Linked DNA regions of Homo sapiens: regions 1, 3 and 4 are each linked to region 2. The links are chromatin contacts, found by Hi-C or POLR2A ChIA-PET in ENCODE. All regions are on one chromosome and are shown on one strand. The core of a region is the stretch at or near the end of the contact, and the rest is flanking DNA. Distances in the headings are between cores, read along the strand shown. Region 1 overlaps LOC124903162. Region 2 has its middle 15 kb from the start of FOXO1. Region 3 overlaps LOC124903162. Region 4 has its middle 210 kb from the start of MIR4305.

Evidence for each region. A loop is a pair of places that touch in the nucleus more often than their neighbours do. ChIA-PET counts read pairs that join two places held with the same protein, here RNA polymerase II (POLR2A). Pooled maps may share reads with other maps.
Region 1: a pooled map shows a loop between it and region 2 (2.6-fold over the local background). The contact joins two enhancer-like sites. A Hi-C loop is called at or near these places in 1 of 168 maps with a recorded cell type or tissue (endothelial cell of umbilical vein) and 5 of 50 pooled maps. POLR2A ChIA-PET finds 5 or more read pairs at or near these places in 4 of 52 experiments (AG04450, PC-3, PC-9 and 1 more).
Region 3: a loop to region 2 is called in a map of endothelial cell of umbilical vein, with 4 times the contacts of the local background. The contact joins two enhancer-like sites. A Hi-C loop is called at or near these places in 40 of 168 maps with a recorded cell type or tissue (GM11168, GM12878, GM18951 and 27 more) and 4 of 50 pooled maps. POLR2A ChIA-PET finds 5 or more read pairs at or near these places in 5 of 52 experiments (AG04450, B cell, OCI-LY7 and 2 more).
Region 4: a map of endothelial cell of umbilical vein shows a loop between it and region 2 (4-fold over the local background). The contact joins two enhancer-like sites. A Hi-C loop is called at or near these places in 1 of 168 maps with a recorded cell type or tissue (endothelial cell of umbilical vein) and 1 of 50 pooled maps. POLR2A ChIA-PET finds 5 or more read pairs at or near these places in 1 of 52 experiments (OCI-LY7).

What each region holds. Positions count from the first base shown.
Region 1 is chr13:40,101,600-40,105,121 of GRCh38, forward strand. All of the region lies in intron 3 of LOC124903162, which reads right to left. Among named protein-coding and RNA genes, the nearest start is that of LINC00332, 78 kb to the right of the region's middle. Within about 2 kb of position 1,417, at least 4 of the 41 ENCODE cell types and tissues checked have a DNase peak (open chromatin) inside an H3K27ac peak, as active enhancers do.
Region 2 is chr13:40,680,369-40,683,491 of GRCh38, forward strand. No RefSeq gene overlaps it. Among named protein-coding and RNA genes, the nearest start is that of FOXO1, 15 kb to the left of the region's middle. RefSeq lists enhancers at 1-305, 306-1,070, 1,071-1,835. Within about 2 kb of position 1,508, at least 3 of the 41 ENCODE cell types and tissues checked have a DNase peak (open chromatin) inside an H3K27ac peak, as active enhancers do; they include endothelial cell of umbilical vein, where a contact is called at or near this core.
Region 3 is chr13:40,081,282-40,084,419 of GRCh38, forward strand. It overlaps LOC124903162, which reads right to left. Exons shown (of 5, transcript XM_047430821.1): 5 at 1-1,035. The coding sequence ends at 970. Among named protein-coding and RNA genes, the nearest start is that of LINC00332, 99 kb to the right of the region's middle. Within about 2 kb of position 1,595, at least 2 of the 41 ENCODE cell types and tissues checked have a DNase peak (open chromatin) inside an H3K27ac peak, as active enhancers do; they include endothelial cell of umbilical vein, where a contact is called at or near this core.
Region 4 is chr13:39,874,024-39,877,316 of GRCh38, forward strand. No RefSeq gene overlaps it. Among named protein-coding and RNA genes, the nearest start is that of MIR4305, 210 kb to the left of the region's middle. Within about 2 kb of position 1,487, at least 5 of the 41 ENCODE cell types and tissues checked have a DNase peak (open chromatin) inside an H3K27ac peak, as active enhancers do; they include endothelial cell of umbilical vein, where a contact is called at or near this core.

The DNA of each region.
Region 1 (3,522 bases), core at 167-2,666, 580 kb before region 2:
TGTGTTAAGTCATGGTGGTGAGAGGAGAAGCTAAAGCACATACATCAAGAATAACCAGAGCCAGGGTTGGCCAAGCCACTTTAATGGCAGAGCATGGGATTCACCGCCCCCAAGTGCCAAGGTCCCTAGAGCCTCACTGCCTCCAGCTCTAGTCTCTGTGTGGACTAACCACACAGCAGTTTCTTATGAGAGAACTTCCTTCTTCATTACCCCTTGCTTCTTGCAATAAACCAGCCCTTATTATGTGACCTGGTTATCATGGGTCATGCTTCCTTGTAACTCAATGAGCCCACACCTGCTGCTCCCACCTGTGCCTGGGTGGTGGAGAAACTGACAGGCAGCACTGCCAAGGGGCCATGCCACTAACTTGTAGCTGTCATTCCACCATGGGGCTCAGCTCACTTGCCCCACAATGCTTGTTTCAACATGGACTGGCTGCTTAGTCAAAAACTCCCTCTCCCAGAACTGGCTCTCCAACAAGAATGGCTAAAGGATCCAAGGTAAAAAGAAACAAACAAAAATACGTAAAGGTCATATGCCTTGCACTCCTTTGTCTACCTGGAAAGAGACAATTGTTCTGGCTGTATCAGCTTATCGGCCTCCAGGAAACTTTTTGGTTATGCATGAAGTCCGCCCTCTGTTCTGTGAGTCCTGGTTTCTAAATGATTCACAGGTGTGTGGCAGGAGAGGCACTTTCCAACTCTGAGTAAAAATGATGCCAGAAAAAATCAGAGTGACACACTGTTTCTTCTCTTATGCCTCAGCCTCTAGTTGTCCTGCCAGACAGCAAGGTTTTGGGTACAATCAGCCATAAAATCAGAAGAGAGTGAATATTTATGAGCACTGCCCCACTTTGGGCAACTGTAGGGTCAAAGAGACCAATATTTCACCCTCAGAGGGATCAAGAAGAAAGAGTACCTGAACTCAGTTCGGATATGTACATAGTGCATAGCGGGGCTAGAAGCAGCCTGAATGTCACTGATCAACCTCACCTCTTTCACCTAGGACTGTCCCAAGTCATCGACAACAGAGGGGACTTATTCAACCCCCAAAACACATGCAGGTATTTAGATTCCCCACCTCTTGTATCTGGCTGATGGATAACACCCTCAAATACACCCAGCTAAGTTATAAAATCTTTCTAGAGCTAACGCCTTAGTGAATTTGTTTATTCACTGGGAGCAGGTCTCCTGGACCATTTGACCCCACAATTCCACTCCCTTGTGTTCACACTCCAGGGGAGGTTCCAGGAGAAAACTGTCTCATGTCCCCTCTCTTTTACTGGTACTGGTGATTACACAGCTGTTCAAGTTAAGATGGCTCCCTACCATGCATCCAGGGCCCACTCTGGCAGGGAGAGTGGCTTACCCGCTTAACCTGGCATGCCGAGGTCTCGGCTGTGCCCCTGAATCATTGCTGAGTGCGTCAAGGACTCCAGTCCCCAACCCTCTGCAGGCCTGACTCATGCAGCAGCTTCCCCAGAGTACGCCCACGGGCTCCAGGTACTGCTCACAAGCTGGTCTCCTCCTCCACGTAGACACACAAACAAAGCCAGTTACTAGGCTTGCTAAGCTCTGCTTAAAGTTACAGGGCCTTGCCTTTGGGGCCGCAGGCTGCCTCATGCACGCCTCTCTTGTTGTGGATGCTGGGCTCTTCCATGACAACATAGGAAACCCACCAAGGGTCCCTTTCACATTGATAATGATGTTATGAAATCTGCGGCCAATCTTGAAAAATGCAGTGCCTTATGGGAGGGGAAAAAGAGGCTGGGAGGGCAAGGGAACTTTATCAAGCAGCAACCCCAAGGCCAGACCTTGGACTCCTGGGCCCAGCCTCAGAGACTGTTTCAGGACATATGATAGAAACTCTCGCTACTGTCTTTTTAAAAAGAATCTCAGATGATTCTGATGATTCAGACAGGTTTGGGAACCATTCTCCTGGTACATACGTGTATACACACACACACACACACACACACACACGACTACATTGTATGTAGATAGGACTACATAGATATGACTGTGTTGTCATAGCAGAAATAAAAAACCAGAAAAGAATCGTGCATGTGTGGAGTCTTGTGTGGGAAGGCGGGAGATCTTCCATTAATGAATAAAATGATCTGGAGTAAATCCCTTCTCTGCCCCAGGCCTCATCTGGAAAGTAAGAATTTAGATTAAATTTTCTCCAAGATCTCTCCAGCTCCAATGAATGTGGATGCTGCACATTCTACAAATCGCTCACTGCCTTCAGACTTTAATTTTTTTTTTCAGGCAATCAGTCGTTATTTGAAAAGAGACATACAATTGGAGATAACCCAGAAGGATCTTTTTATTATCTTCACATAGGTGACTAATATTTAGAAGGATAGGTAACAAGAGCAGGTAGTGGGAGTATGAATTAAAGAGGATGAGCTGGCTGAGGTGTAATTGAAACCTTCCCCATCAAGTAAATATAATGAACCCATTGCAAACTGTAAACAGAGAAACTCCCTAGCTGGGCGTTGTGGGAGTTGTCATACGGAAAAGTGTTTATACTGGGAAAAGTAGCCAAGTTGCAAGATGGGATTAGGGGAATATCAGAGTTGGGGAGTAGAAACAAGATAGCAGCCACCAGCGCAGGGAGCCAAGTCTCTTCTCTTGCTAAATTCAGAGGGGCATTTGGGTGCTTCAGGCAGAGATCAAGCCAAGGAGGCAAACATTACTGCCTGGCTTATGGCTTTCAAAAAAGCAGGAATTGAGGAGCATGAGGCCACAGAGGAAGGAAGAGGTGGCATTTCAAGGAAGAGAATCTAAAAGAATTGTCCTGGCTTCCTTCAAGTGCTGGTCACGGCTATATGAGAAGATCAAGTGCTGGTCACGGCTATGTGTGAAGATTCAGCCCCGATGAATAATTATGTATTTATTCAATAGCTAATATTTCCAGTCTGGGAGCTTGAGGAAGACAGAAGTGGGTATATTTAGTAAGAATCCTAGGAAGGTAAGGAAGTAGAACATGAACCAAGTCTACTCGAGGTCTTGAAGGAGGTAACGTCTCAGTAGTTGTGGGTTGAGGCACGTGGATTTCATAAACAGAAGTGATAATTCGCAGTGATTACAAGCAGGCTACACAAATGATGTTTAATGGCTATTACATAGTATTTTCAGTAAATCAAATTTATTTATGTAAATTTGAGGTGCTAATTTCATGTGTGATCTTCCTAAGGGCACCAAGAAAAGGAAACAGTGCCACAGGACAATATTCAGCAAAAGAAACTATCGTGGGGATCTTTTTTTAATGGAACTTACTGCTATCAATGGTGAATCAAATCTTTTCAGGTTCCCTCCATTTTAAAAGGAAAACTAAAACATGGACAAAATGCCATCAGAGTCTACAAATCTCAGAGGAGACAGATGAACCCTCTCTAGCTCTGGAAAACTAATCTTCCCCACGTCTAATCAGAATGCTCCATCCCACCATATGTATTTTGTCATAGATATGCCACCTCCCTTTTGGACAACATCTATTTTTCCTTCATATCATAAG
Region 2 (3,123 bases), core at 258-2,757:
TACAGGCACATGCCACCACGCCCAGCTAACTTTTGTATTTTTAGTAGAGACAGGGTTTCACCATGTTGGCCGGGCTGGTCTCAAACTCCTGACCTCAAGTGATCTGCCAGCCTTGGCCTCCCAAAGTGCTGAGATTATAGGCGTGAGCTACCGCACCCAGCCTCTAAGCACTTTTCTATATAAACTCATTTAATCTTCACAAGACCCTACTGGGCAGGTGTGATTGGAAATTGAGGCACAGGGAGGTTGGTTACTTGCACAGCTGGGATACAAACCCAGGCAGGCTAGAGCCACGGCTTTGCTTCTAACCAGTAATCCATGCTGCTTCCTTAGTTAATAGCTCTAATGCTTATTACCCCTCCCTCACCAACCACTCAGCAGGACAAAGTGGTAAATTCAAATTCAGGCTCTACTCCTTATTCCTCCAGGCAGTTTCATTATCTGAGTACTTGGCATAATAATATCTTCCTGCTGTGGGGGTCGCCTGAGATAATGATACAGGTGCTTGCCTGTGGAATCAGCCCCAGGCACTGCAGGCCTGTTTGCAGTCCCCTCTGTATCTCGGGTCTCAAGTTCCCTCTGATGATATTCAAAGAAACTCCACCAGGGCCTTAGGTTCCATCAGGGGCTTCTTCCAGATCATCTTGTATCGGTAACGCACAATGATTCAGCCACACCCATCCACAAAGGCTCATTACCTCTTGCTTTCAGTAAACCAGGCTGAACACAGGTAAGAATAGGAGAAAAAAGAGGTCCCAACTCATGCTTCCCTGACCCCTGTATCTCTTCCCTAGGCTTCTGGAGAGCCTGCCCGAGGCAGCTGGCAGCCCTTAGAACATTAGAAGGAGAAAGTTTTTGGATGCAAAGTATTCGTGAGGAGGGCTCATTGAAAAGAAAAGGCAGCCTATTGAAATTCAAGTTAAGCTTAGACCAGATCCTATGGCTAACTCCCATAGGATATCCTCCCGCTATCTCATGTGGGGATAGCCATAGGATCTGGTCTATGCTTGCAGAGCCATACAACCCTCCTCCCCACACCCAGTTGCCCGTAAGTACAATTTGAGCTCCCCACCCACCATGGTCTGCTGTACATCTTGATACCAGACCTGCCTTTCCTGGAGCTGGCCTCAGATGGATTCAGCTGGATCCAGTCCAACCAGATTGTAAGCTCTGGCCCTCCAGATAACCTCTGTGGCTTCCTCCAGGCCTCCCACAGTTGGGGCCTCTTGGAATCACAGTTGATAATGTTAGTTGCCAGCAATCACCCCGATCTCTAAAACTTCATCTCCGTGCTTTCCGTTCCTTTGCCAACCACCTGTTCAGGCTGATGATGACATTTAATGAATCTCCTTCCTTCCTAGTCTTGATAACAGCACAGGTCCCTCACCATACGAAGAGAAACAGCCTTTCAAGAACCTGCTTTGGAAATTGGCACTCTCGACATACAACTGCATTCCTTTCAGCTCACATTACTGCAGCTGCTCCAGTGCCAGCATCTAAACCATCTCATCTTGTGTCCAGTGCAGTGAAATCACCTTGTGGGGAGAGCAGTCAATGTGTTGGTAGGGACCAAGGGCCGAGCCTACCCCACTGGGAACTGGCTGGGCTGGGCCCTGTGTTTGATAGAAATCCTAACATATTCAGAGCCATAGGAATTTTCTTTTTTCTTATGCTGATAGTTTACTTCCATACTACTAAAATTTGCAAAACAAAATGCCACAGGCTAGGCTAAATACAGTGCACATTCTATCTCTCTCTCTTTTTTTTTTTTTTTTACATTTTTTTGAGACAGAGTTTCACTTTTGTCGCCCAGGCTGGAGTGTAATGGCATGATCTGGGCTCACTGCAACCTCCATCTCCCGAGTTCAAGCAATTCTCCTGCCTCAGTCTCCCAAGTAGCTGGGATTACAGGCACCCGCCCCCAACCATGCCTGGCTAATTTTTTTTTTGTATTTTTAGTAGAGATGTGGTTTCACCATGTTGGCCAGGCTGGTCTCAAACCCCTGACCTCAGGTGATCCACCTGCCTCGGCCTCCCAAAGTGCTGGGATTACAGGCGTGAGCCACCGCGCCGGCCATAGTGCACATTCTCACATGCGCTGCATGGCCACAGGGAAAGGCATAAGCTTTCTTGTCCCCCTCCATCTGATATAAATAAATAATCCAAGAAACAGAGCATTTACTTTTTCAGGACCAGATTTATTCATGGTATTGGCTGCTCTTCTGGTAAATGAGCTCGGCTTCCAGGAATCAAGCCTGCCCACGTAAACATGGCACCCCGACCCCTGAGAATGTTAGCTGGCCACTCCTCACCATATACTCCTGCCATACCACAAGTGGATGGCTAAATGGTTCACGCCCAAACTGTCATCTATCTAGAAGCTATTACAATCTAGATTTTTAAAGTTACGTATTCTAGATCCACAAAAGGTACAACAGACTAAGTGCACTTAAGTTTTGCAATTTGTTTCAGCTTGAAGGATTTCCATACGTAATTGCCCACAGTTGTTATGCAGTGTCAGAGAGCTAGCACAAAAGGCGGTCTCCCTGAGACATAAACCAATCTAAACAGAGCTGTCACTATAGTTTTTACACAGATGATGATTCTCCCTTCTGCAAATTTAGGTCATGGTAATCTGTCTGTTACTTTTGATCTTCCCATTGAACTATGTTTCTCCATCTTGCTAGTGTCTTCGATCGTTTTCTTTTGTGAAGGGGCAAAAGAAAAGTTATCCAAAAATTCTTTTTCCACTCTGGTAAAAGTAGTTTTAAGATAATACTAAAAAGTAATGTTTTATCGCCCTCTACTGGTATATGACATTAATAGCCATTTGCAAAAAAGTTAACTTTTAGAGAAAAGGTAATAAAATTCAGAAAAGTCAAAAAAAAAAAGAGCCTTTTATGTGCCTTTAACATTTGTCTTATTTTTATTTTTATTTTTTTGAGATGGAGTCTCGCTCTGTAGCCCAGGCTGGAGTGCAGTGGCATGACCTTGGCTCACCGCAACCTCTACCTCCCAGGTTCAAGCAATTCTGCCTCAGCCTCCCAAGTACCTGGGATCACAGGCACGTGCCACCACACCCAGCTAATTTTTGTATTTTTAGTAGAGATGGGGTTTCACCAT
Region 3 (3,138 bases), core at 345-2,844, 600 kb before region 2:
AAAAAGAAGAAAAAATACAAATGGCTAAGTGAGATTATACTATTCTTGGCAGAGCGCAGTGGCTCACGCCTGTAATCCCAGCACTTTGGGAGGCTGAGGAGGGCGAATCACGATGTCAGGAGATCAAGACGATCCTGACTAACACGGTGAAACCCCGTCTCTACTAAAAATACAAAAAAATTAGCCAGGCGTGGTGGCAGGCACCTGTAGTCCCAGCTACTCGGGAGGCTGAGGCAGGAGAATGGCGCTAACCCAGGAGGCGGAGCTTGCAGTGAGCCAAGATTGCGCCACTGCACTCCAACCTGGGCAACAGAGCAAGACTCCGTCTCAAAAAAAAAAAAAGATAAATTTCTTTTTGTAAAAAGAAGAAAAAATGCAAATGGCTAAGTGAGATTATACTATTCTTAACCCCTAAAAGTGTTCAGGTAGGTGTTTTTAGTTGAGAATGATTAAGTTGATAGCTAAGTGTGGGTTAGGATTGGGCAACATCTGCCCAGCAGGGCCAGCTGATTGTTGTTCTGAGAGACCACAGAGACCCTCGTGGGAACAGCATTTCTAACTTGATTTCTAGAATTTGTTGATGGCATAGTTTGGGATGGCAAAGGATGGGTAGGGTAAAAGCCAGAATTGGTGCTTATGGGCACAAGTCCCTAGTGGTTCTCCTCCAGGGCAAAGGGCAGATGTCTGAATGACCTGTGGCCAGAAATATGAGGTGATGCACACGCAGTTTCCAAGTGCTCCACACAGCATCATGCTGAATGCTCCTAAGAACTTTTCACGCCAGGAGCCACCATTCCTGTTGTGTAGGTGACTGAACTGAGGTGGAGGGGAGGTGACTTAGCCAGATCACAGTGAGGAAATGGACTGGAGGCTGGGCCACAGGGCTCCTGAGTTCACGCTTGTTTGCTTGTTTGTTTGTTGATGCTGGTGGTGGTGATGGTGGTGGTGTTCAAATGACATCAAAGCTCTTCATCCTTGATGTGAGTCCATCATCAAAATTTTGAAAAACACCAGACAGAAAAAGATTTTCTCTCCCTGCAAACATAAACACAGGAGTGATTTATAAAAAAATAAAATAAAAGACAAAACAAAGGTCAGAATTTTGTCCAGAATAGTCAGGCTATGGTGACATGAAACCAAGCAGCTGACTTACTAATACAATGGTGTATTTCAGAGGAGCATTTGGGTATGTTGACTACACAACTGAAAACACCTGGATATTTTGTTTTGAGATTAACTGCATGATATCGTCCATGTTGGTCAGGTATCCAGGAATGATTGATTGACACCCTCCCAAGTGAAGACACGGGGCAGTTGAGCACTCCCTGGGCAATTCAGCATCTCACAGAGTTCTGTTGTTATATCTGAAATCACTAGACTCTCCCACACAAAAGAATGGGCAATAAATCAAACCTTTCATACGTCTTCCTGGTACTGAAAAGCCCACTGCTATACTGCACAAGAAACATAGATTGTGGAATGTTTTTCGGTTGGCATAGGAACAGCCTTGGAAATGTTCAGACCAGAAGGGTCAGAATGTTAGGAAGTTTGCAGCAGGAAAAATTCCTGCTGTGACCATGATAAGTTAAATATCCTGACTAGACTCTCTCTTCTCTTTCTGGCACATGGCCTAGCCGAAAGAGCGCCTCGTGTGGTTCTGTAATAGTCACACAAAACAAAATGGACCGCATCCTCCCAAGGCACCCTTGCCCGCAGACCTTTCGAGGCCCTGAAGTGCCTGTATGGGAAACTGAGGCCCAGAAATATGGAGTGCAGGGTTAGTGAGCCTAGAGAGAACATGGAAGTGGGGATGGGACAAGTGCTGTGTGTGCACCATGACATATCACACTGAGTTCCCCTTCTCAGGCCCTGTGTCCGAAAGAGAGCAAGGAGTTTAGAGCTGGCTGAATCCCAACTTGCTGCTACTCCCTGCACTCTGATGATGACAGTGACCCTACCCTGGCACAAACCTCAAGTTTCCTTAGAACCCACTGGCAAGTGGCTCACCTCTTTAGGATGAAGTGAAGAGTATTTCAAATGTCTCTCTTCTCTTTCTCCCTGGAGGTCTGGGAGGGCGTAGGTGGGAAGGTAGGGGAGAGATGGGATAGAGAGGGGCACCAGTGAGGCAGCACAACAGTGGATGAAAGAGAATAAGCAAAAGCCCTCAAGCCCCAGTGTCTTAGAGGACTCTAAACACAGTAATTATACATGTCCATGCCACCTGCAGTCAACCTTTCACAATCTCCTGAACCTCTCTTGGAGCAAACACAGCTTGTGAAAATCTGGATGTTCATGGAAGAGAAATTATGGACTTATATTCCACTAGCAACGATGATACTTTGAAAGTACTCATAAATACCTTCATTAAATGGTCAGCTTTTTTTGTAGTACACTTTAAATATGACTTGATTTCTAAAAATGTGATTTTCCCATAGCTCTTTGAGACCACACCTATTGCATAAACTGAGTCATGCCTGCAATAAAGTCAAGGTTTCCAGAGAAGGACATTCTCCATTTCTTCCACCATTTACCCTAATACTTGGGATTAATGCAGAAGCAGTGAACACGAGAGCTAGGCTGAGCAGAGCAAAGACCTCTGCCTCAAGCCACAGTGGAACCGTTTTGAGCATTATTCTTTGCCAGATTTACAGGGTGACAATAAAGCTTTCTCTGGGCCAGAGTTGTCCTGTGCTAGCATAGAAGGCAGCCTCCCAAGTTACATGGAAAAGGGGGAGAGAGGAAAGAGAAAGTGAAATGGATGAGCTTCCTGATGACTTTATTTTCCATGGTTCTGGGTTTTATGGGGCCAAAGGGAATGGAGTGCATAAGCTATGAGTGAAATGAAGCAATCCAATTGCCTTTCTGACTATATGTTTTTAATCCTGTCTCTCAAGTAGCAGCCAGTTTAACCTTTGAGCATGCCTGTGCCCAATCTGAGTGTTACACTAAGAATCACTTGACTTGGCCCAAAGCTATTTACCGCATTAAAATCACAGTGAATTCTGTAGAAATGATCAGCCAGGAATGGGCTTAGAATCATGGAAACTGCTTCAAGCATAACAGCCACTCATTCAATCAACCAGTGTTTATTGAGCACCTACTGGGTGACATTTTCTACATCAGGCAGCAAGGAACCCA
Region 4 (3,293 bases), core at 237-2,736, 810 kb before region 2:
AGAATATTAGTTAACATTGGATAAATTTAGGCTCTTGTTTAAAGTCAAAAGAGCAGAGCGCAAAACTGCATATATTGGTGATCTTATTGCTATTAAAAATATTGTGTATATATCAAGAAGATATGAAAGACTATACAACAAAATGCTAGTGAAAACTGTCTTTTGATGTTAGGAGTACAGGTAATATTAAGCAGCTGAATGGAAAAGTTCTTATGCTTTACCCTGTAAAACTTTCTGTTTTTGTCACTTTTGGTTTGAATTAGTAATAGAATTTTGATTCAATATTACTGAGTTGACACAAAATTGAATCAAGGACAAAACTTAGGACATCTAGCATGATAGATGGAAATTGAATGACAAAATGATTTGGGGGTGATGGAATGATTTTAAATCATCTGGCTTAAAATGAGGACTTTGGCACAAAAGAGGAAGGTATGATTAATGTAGCTGGGCTGGTGGCATCCAGTACTGGGGTTTGGATGAGTTCCTTTGGTGGACATTTCAAGAGTCAGTTTGCATAAAGTTCTGAGCAGCCATCTGGGAAGGATCATCTCAGGACAAACTTGGCCTAAGAGCAAAGCACCACAGTGAGAGGCTCAGTGGTTCTGAGTTATCATCGTGTTTGTCACTCACATGGGTCCCAATACAATGCTGGTGAATTTCCTGAGTCCTGGGAAAGGAAATGGTTATATCAAAATTCAAAGACCGGATTTAGTTTTTAAAAATGTTACCAGAAAGTAGGAACACAAGCACACTGCTTTGGTGCCATTCAAGTAGAAAGTAATGCAAAAGGGGTGAATAGCATTCTGCCAGTTGGCTCAAGTTGCAGCCTTTGTAATTTTATACTCTTCTGCAAAAGCAGAGTAGCATCCTTGAACTATGCCACTCAACCCCACCCCTCAGCTAGGCCTAGCTTATGCTCTGATGGCTCCTTAGTGGGCACTGGGATGTAAAGAACTAGTTTCAACTAGCTTTTAGTAGGGACTGCCAATGAGCAGGAAATTGGAGTCCGGGATATTATTGAGCCTCAAATTATGTTTATATTAAATAGGACTTTTTCGTTGTTCCACTGGTTTTTAAACTTTTCTTTTTAACAGCAGACACTTTTTGTGAGTTAAATGTTATGTGTAATCCAGAACAAAAAACTGATTACTGCTGAGCTGACTGACATAAGGAGTGGGGCAAGGGGGAAGGAGTATAAAAACCCAGCGGCCCCTTGTCATCCTCTCTGTAACCTAGGGATACCTCTTGGAACCATTAGGGCTGAAAACCACAGATCCATCCAACTTCCAGAGATGTGCAATGACTTGCTCAACACATGTGGCAGCAAAGACAGGGCTGGATCCAGCACTCCTTTCCCTGGGATATTTTTCCCTCCCCATCACTCCCTGTATGATTTCTCTAGCACTTCTTCCTTAGAAAGCCTCTGTGGTGCTCCTTTTTGAGAAACACTGAGTCCTGGGGGTTGGGAGGAAGAGGAACAGAGCACATGTTACATGGTGAGATAGCCCTGAGAGAGATGGGACAAGCTACACAAACCTCAGTGGAAAAGCCGTACAGAGCCTGCACATGCCGGCCCCTGAGTCCCTTGGCAGTGAAGCCGAGCATCTCCTTAGGGCTGTGTTTTCTGGAGGACATGAAGGGGCCCTGAACAGGGTGGGTTTTCTGCAGGCATTCCCTCCTGCTGCCGCACAGTGCGGCTGAACCCTCTGGCCTTCCGAGGTCACCGTGGGTCCTCTGAGAGAGCCTTTGATTTAACATGTAAGGGAATTCCCACTGGCTGATTAAATATTTTTATATTTTATCATCTTCCTGCAGCTAACAGCTTTTGGCATGCAGGGTATTTTTATGAACGTTATAAGTAAATATTATGGGGTCAGTCACAGAGATGAACATGGATTTGCAAGCCTAGGGCTGGAAGACATTAGGCCTCACATTTAAAACAATGTGGGTATGGAAAAAATTAAAATATCGAGAACTTGAAAACACTCAAAGCCTGCAACCGTGCATCTATAATCCAATGTTAACAGAATTCAGATAAAATCAAATTGATTTTAAGTGCTACATTTAGATATCCAAGGGGAATTCATTGCTTTTATACTTGAGTTTTGAGCATTTATCAGGAGAGAGACAGTAGGATTACACTTTCACATTAAATATCACCAGTTTTGTTTTCCAGACAGGACTAGACCCTTCCACAAAGCATGACAGATTCTCAAGATGCCAAACCACTGCTTAGAGTTTCCAGGGGCCACAGGTCACTCTTGGTTCAAATGGCCCTTTGGAAAATAAAATAAATAAATTAAAAAAATGCAACTCCAGTGGCATCATGGTCTGGTACCCTCTTGGGTAAGAAAGTCTGGGTGAGCTGCTTGGAAACTGATGTCAGAAAAATCCTCCTTGACACACGGTGAGTCACAGCTGGGAATTTACGTCTTCCTAAGCAACTGCTAAACTTCTGCTGTGGTTGTGGCCATTTCATAGCCACAGGCCTATGGATTCCCTGGGGAATCCACGCATAGTGTTATTGGTCAGTGGTTCCTAATGACATCTGTCTCAAGACACCTCCTCAAAGCATCTTTTCTACTTTCCTCCCATCTCCCATAGTCCCTGGCACAGGTCAGGATGAATGGAAGGTGCTTAACAAATATATCTGATTTGGTTTGCTGATCTATTTTTCCCTATCAATCTCATTTCACCTCTCCCAGTGGTTTGCTGTTTGCTCTTGTGCTACCTTAAATCTAAACTTACATGAATCCAAATAATTTTATAAGCTTTCTCATTAGTTGGAGTGCATTTATTCAACACATCTATAAATGTTCTTCTCTTTCAAGTGTTGGCAACTTAACGGGATTTGCTGTTGTCTGCAAATTCAAGAGCCTGGCCTAAGTGTATGTAATTAACAGAGGCTTAGTGCCAGGGATATAGCAGACAGTCAGTAAATACACAAGGAGGGAAGGAAGGGATGGAGGGAGGGAAGGAGGGAGGGAGGGAGGAAAAGAAGGAAAGAGGAAGGGGAGGAGGGAGGAAAAAGGAAGAAAAGAAGGAAGAAAGAAGGGAGGAAGAAAGAAAGGTAGAGAAGAAAGAAGTCGGGGAGGAACCACCCTGGTGTATAGTTCAGTTCCATCAGGGTGATTTTGAAACCCCTTGTGAACATCCTGATTAAAGGATAGGCCCCTGTAACAACCTAGGTAAGAATCCTTTTCCAATAAGGAGGTGCAGTGGAGATAAGATGACAGAAGGGCGTGGAGGAAAGAAAGTGCAGAAAGGTCAGATAGTGTATAGGGCTGAGG